2 separate regions of the Homo sapiens genome follow, and region 2 is linked to region 1. A link is a loop called in an ENCODE intact Hi-C map of the cell type or tissue named here. Cell type or tissue: lower leg skin. All regions are shown on one strand.

What was found. Peaks named below come from ENCODE experiments on the same cell type or tissue, not always from the same donor. Only the 100,000 strongest peaks of a DNase experiment are listed, where the experiment ranks them.
Region 2: it touches region 1 in a loop (6-fold over the local background); 1 of 110 quality-filtered maps calls a loop at or near these places.

The regions. Positions count from the first base shown.
Region 1 is chr10:49,108,741-49,111,240 of GRCh38, reverse strand. All of the region lies in intron 1 of VSTM4 (V-set and transmembrane domain containing 4), which reads left to right. Among named protein-coding and RNA genes, the nearest start is that of VSTM4, 5.5 kb to the left of the region's middle. RefSeq lists an enhancer at 1,735-2,500. In lower leg skin, no CTCF peak of the experiment used is centred here; a DNase peak (open chromatin) is centred at 1,090.
Region 2 is chr10:49,375,967-49,378,466 of GRCh38, reverse strand. The region is part of intron 6 of DRGX (dorsal root ganglia homeobox); the gene reads left to right. Among named protein-coding and RNA genes, the nearest start is that of DRGX, 19 kb to the left of the region's middle. In lower leg skin, no CTCF peak of the experiment used is centred here; a DNase peak (open chromatin) is centred at 1,356.

The sequences.
Region 1 (2,500 bases):
AAACACCCAACTGGCTCACATTTGCCAGCCCCTGGGTGCCCTAACTGCATTCCCTCTCCTCCCTCCTGCTTTGCCCCATCTCACAGTTGCCTGGATACATGTGCCACCTTTGCTGGGTTTAAGGCAGGGCTGGGGAAGAGAAGAATGTTACTCAAGGCACCCAGCTTTGCTGAGAAGGCTTGTCACAGGCACAGGGACCCCACAACCTGAATAGCTTGTGTCCTCCAGCAAAGCTTTCAGACTTGGCGGGGGCCTGTGGCCATCAGAGTTCTAACCACACCACCCACCTCCTGGTGCTGAAGGTGCAGGTAGAGGGCTGGAATGAAGCTTGCTGTGAACAGGGCTGGATTAGTGTGCTTACGCTGTCATAACAGAGTACCATAGGCTGGGGTACTTACACAACAGAAACATCACATTTTGGAGTCTGGAAATCCAATCAAGGTGCTGGCAGGGTTGGTTTCTCCTGAGGCCTCTCTCCTTGGCTTGGAGATGCCACCTTCTCCCTGTGTCTTCACAGGGTCTTCCCTCTGTGGTGTTTGTGTTCTTATCTCCTCTTCTTATAAAGACCATTGATACTAGATTAGGGCCCAGCTTAATGACTTTATTTTAATTTAATTACTCCTTTAAAGACCCTATCTGCAAATACAGTCCCATTCTTAGGTCCTGGGGCTAACGCTTCAACATATGAATTTTGGGAGGACACAATTCAACCCATAACAAAGGTCTTTGCACTTTGGTAGAAGAAACAGAAGTTTGTGCCATTTGTAAGAGAATATGGGGCAAAATGAAGGCAGGGAGGTGCGCCTATAAAAAGAGGGTTCATCCTGGAAGGCTAGAGAATAGTCCTTTCCCTTTCCTGGGATCCCCTGACCCTGTCCTGAGCCACAGAAGTGGAAGGGTTACTAGCTTGCCTCCAGGAAGAAATCTGGCCTCCCATGGGGACTGGAGCACTTGGCACATCCTTCTGGTTTCAGTCACTATAAATAATCCCTCTTCCATGTAGCATTAATAGGAGGAGCCTGGGGCGTGGGGTCCCGGCTGCACTCTCATCCCACCCATCTTGTTTCAATTTCCTGCCTTCCTCAGCTCTCCTGGCCTCCACTGGGAAGCTCTTGAGGGCGGGGTGGGGCTGGACTTCAGTTCTGGAAGCCAGCTGCTGCATCGTTGCTGCTCTCTGTGGCTGCCCAACCCCAGCAGCTGTTGGAGCTGGGTCAGCCAGTGTCCCCCAGCTGCTGCATTCCTCACCAGGGAGCTCCTGCCGTGGGAGCTGTGTGGACTTCACACAGGGCTTCAGCAGTGAGGAAGAAATGTCTTCTGACTAATTTAACATGGCCCATGGGCCAGGTGCCTGCCAGGTGGGCGAGATGCAGGGGGAATTGTGGGGCCAATTCCTCTTCATTTGCCTTGCAGGAGGGGCTTCTGATGACAGCGGGATTGCTACCAGAGTGGGTCCCTCCTTTGGCTACACATTAGTCTGCAGCCCTAAGTATCTCCCGCATCACTGTAGGCATAGAAGACCTCATACCCATCCAGCGGAGAGTCCAGCTGAGCCTTAACCCTTTTTCTTCTGAGCTCACTTCCATATATATCAAAGACTTTGGTGTTTTAATCCCTGGGGACCTGTGAATGGAACGTTATATGACAAAAGGGACTTTATGGGTGTGATGAAGTCAAGGCTCATGGAATTACCCTTGAATATCCTGTGGGCTAGTGCTTGTCTTCTGAGAGATGAGAAAGAAAATTAAGGAAAAATGATCCTGAAATCATCTGTCTTGAGGTGTTCAGTTATTAAATCAATAGTGGAAACTGTATAGGAGGAAGACCTGTTGCCTGGATTTTTACAATGAAGAATAGTTTGTATCTACCATCCCTCCCCCAGCCCACCGCAGGGCCGCCTGCTTGCTGCTCCACAGCCTCCTTGTCAAATGTTCAGATCTTGCTTGATCTGTTTTTCCACTTTCCTCCTTGCTTCCCTGCAGCACTGCCCAGGGGTCAAAGGTTTTGGTGGCTGTGACATCTGGGGCCCAAGCCCTCTTCTGTTACCAGATGGTGGCATTTTGGGACTGAAAGCTGTGCTTTGGGATGACCATGGGGACACCTGCTTGTGTGGGGGGGTGGAGGCGAATGGCTTCCTGGAGTGATACATGGGGCAGTACAGGGGTGGGGACATGGAACCTGGTGAGAAGACAGCCCTGACTTGGCAGAAAGAGGTTCCAGGCATCCTGTGCAAAGCATCTTTTCTCGGGCCCTGCCTGCCAGAGGGCTGTGCTGTGAGCACCGGGCAGCCTGGTCGCACTGGGCAGTCCAGGGTACACCATGAATCGTGGCTCCTGGGAGAAGACTTCAGCAGTCGGCCTCTCTGAGGTCTACTGGTCTGGGTGGTGGAGTGGGCGCTGGGGTGGCTCCATCACAGGTCAGCTCAGGGGCAGAACAGTGGCTGGGAGTGGGCAGCCCTCGGGCTGGTTTTAACTAAGGAACCAAAGGACAGGAAGTTGTGGAT
Region 2 (2,500 bases), 270 kb before region 1:
TTTTCACCACTCTGTACTCATTATCAGTCACTGGCACTTTCTCCATTTTGCACAGCCCAGAGCAACCCTGACTCTGCCCTCTGTCTCTGCAGACTGTGGACATCTCATGTGAATGGAATCGTGCAATATGTGGTGTGTGTGACCTGCTGTTGCTTTATTGATCTCATGAGGAAGCTCTTAGGGTTTCACAGTTGTGTTTGCTGCCTTTTTTTTTAAAGATACCCTTTATCAATTAAATATATTTTCTTCATCCTAGTTTTCTAAGAATTTTATCTTATCATTTTTAAAAATTACTAATATTAATGAATATTGAATTTCATCACTTCTTCTGTAACTGTTGAGCTGACTGCATGATTTTTTTTCTTTCTCAATATACTAGTAGGATGAATTATATTGATTCTTTTTTTAAATGTTAAAACAACTGCACATTCCTGGAATAGACCCAAATTAGATGTGACATGCTATTCTTTTTACATATTACTGAATTTGGTTTGCTAATGTTTTCTTTAGGGAGTTTGAAGCTATGATCATGAGGAGATGGGCCTGTGGTTTTTTTCTTATAATCTCCATTCCAGGTTTTGGTATGGTTTTATTTAACTGTGGTTGCCCCAAAAGTTAGTATTATAAAATAGCAACTGTTGTGTTATCTCTCATCATTCTGAGGGCTGGCTGGGCTCAACTGGGCAGTTCTTCTGCTGCTTTTCCTTAGGCTCTTTCGTGAGGTTGCAGTCAGATGGCAGCTGTGCCTGGTATATACAAGATGGCATTACTTAGGTCTCTGGTGCTTTTACAGAGATGCTGGGAGGCTGGAACCTCTCCCTCTTTCTCCACATGGTCTCTCCTATGGTTAGCTTGGGGTAGGGTTGAATGGTGGTTGGATACCAAGAGTATAAAAGCAGAGGATGCCAGGCCTTCTTAAGGGTCACACCCAGAATGGGTACAGTGTCACTGCTGCTGCATCCTATTGATTAAAGCCAATCGCCGGGCCAGCCCAGACTCAGGCAGAGGGGACTGCACGTGGGTGTGAGTCCTGGGAGGTGTGGTCCATTGAAGACTGACTGCAGACACTAACTGCCACAGGTATCAAGGTTATGCTGGCCCCTGCCATGAGTTGGGGTGTTTGTTGTTGACCACCCGTACTTCCAGTTGGGACTATTTATACTTTAAGGGCACTATTCACATCCAACATGCCTCTGGATCCTTCCACCTACCTCTGCCCCAGCACAGAGTCTGGTGCAGAGTAAAATGTAATGCAGTTTGGGAAAAGAAGGAAAGAATCTTGTGTTGCTCTGGGCCTGGGAGAAGGTCCTCTCTTAGGAGATTCCAAAGATATTGACCCTGGCTTTGCACTGCTGGCCACCTGCAGGACTCCAGAGACCTCGAGGCTCTCCTGTTCTTCATTCAGCACCCACTGAGCAGCTACACTTTGCCAGACTCTGAACCACAGGTTGAGCATCTAGCAATGAATTAGACTCATCCCTACGTGAAGGATCTGGAGGGCTAGGGGGTGGGCTTGGAGAGACAGACAGGTCCACCAAGAATCCTAGTTCAGGTGACAGTCATGGACTCTCATAGAAGCAAACAATGGCATACAAAGTATGGGGAAGCCCAGAGGAGGGAGGAAGTTTCTCCACAGGAAGAAGTCTTTCCAGAGAAGATGCTTGAGCTGTGCAGTGAGTGAGGGTCCCCCAGGCAGAGAGAAACATGAACACCGGGAAGGAGCCTGGCAATGCTGCGTCCTTCTTGACACTGGGTCACCTTGGGGTGGATTTCAGGCTCCTCACCTGTGAAACAAAGACTGTAACAGCCATACCTAATGGTGCCCATGCATCTGGCACATCCAAATCCACCTAAGTTCTCGTAATTGTTGTTAGAGTCATGATGTTGAGCCAAAAAGTCACTTGGGATCTGATTAGGGCTTGGGTTTGGATCGCTGAGGCAGAGGTTTCTGCTTCCTGCAAGCATTTACTCTCCCATGGGAGAGTCTCCCAGTACCCAGTGCATGGTGACTGGGGTTCATGGTGTGTGGACAGCACATAGGGCTCCAGGAAAGCAACACAGTCTCCCAGGGCTCCTGGCTTGTTACTGAGGATACAGGTATTTGGGGAGCAGAGGACTCAAGGGGACAGAAGTGGTCGTTCCTCATGGGGAAAGTGGCTGGGTCAGCCCTGGCTCCTCCATGCCTAGCTGATGTCAGGAAGACAGGTGGAGAATCCTGGCACTTAAGATTTGTAGGAGATCTCTTTGTTGAGCATGTTACCACGGCTTCTGCAGAATATAGTGGGGGAACCTGAGGCCTGGAGAAGAGATAGAACTGTCCAAGGTCACATAGCATGAATGTCAGAGGCACAACAATTCAGGGACCTGGGTGTGCAACCTTCCAGCCCCCTACACCCTGTATTGATTCTGCTCCTTTGACAGGCACCTTCTGTCATCTTCTGGCTTGAAAACCTGCAACTCACTCTGCAGAAGCCATTTCCTATGGGTGCTGATGGGTTTG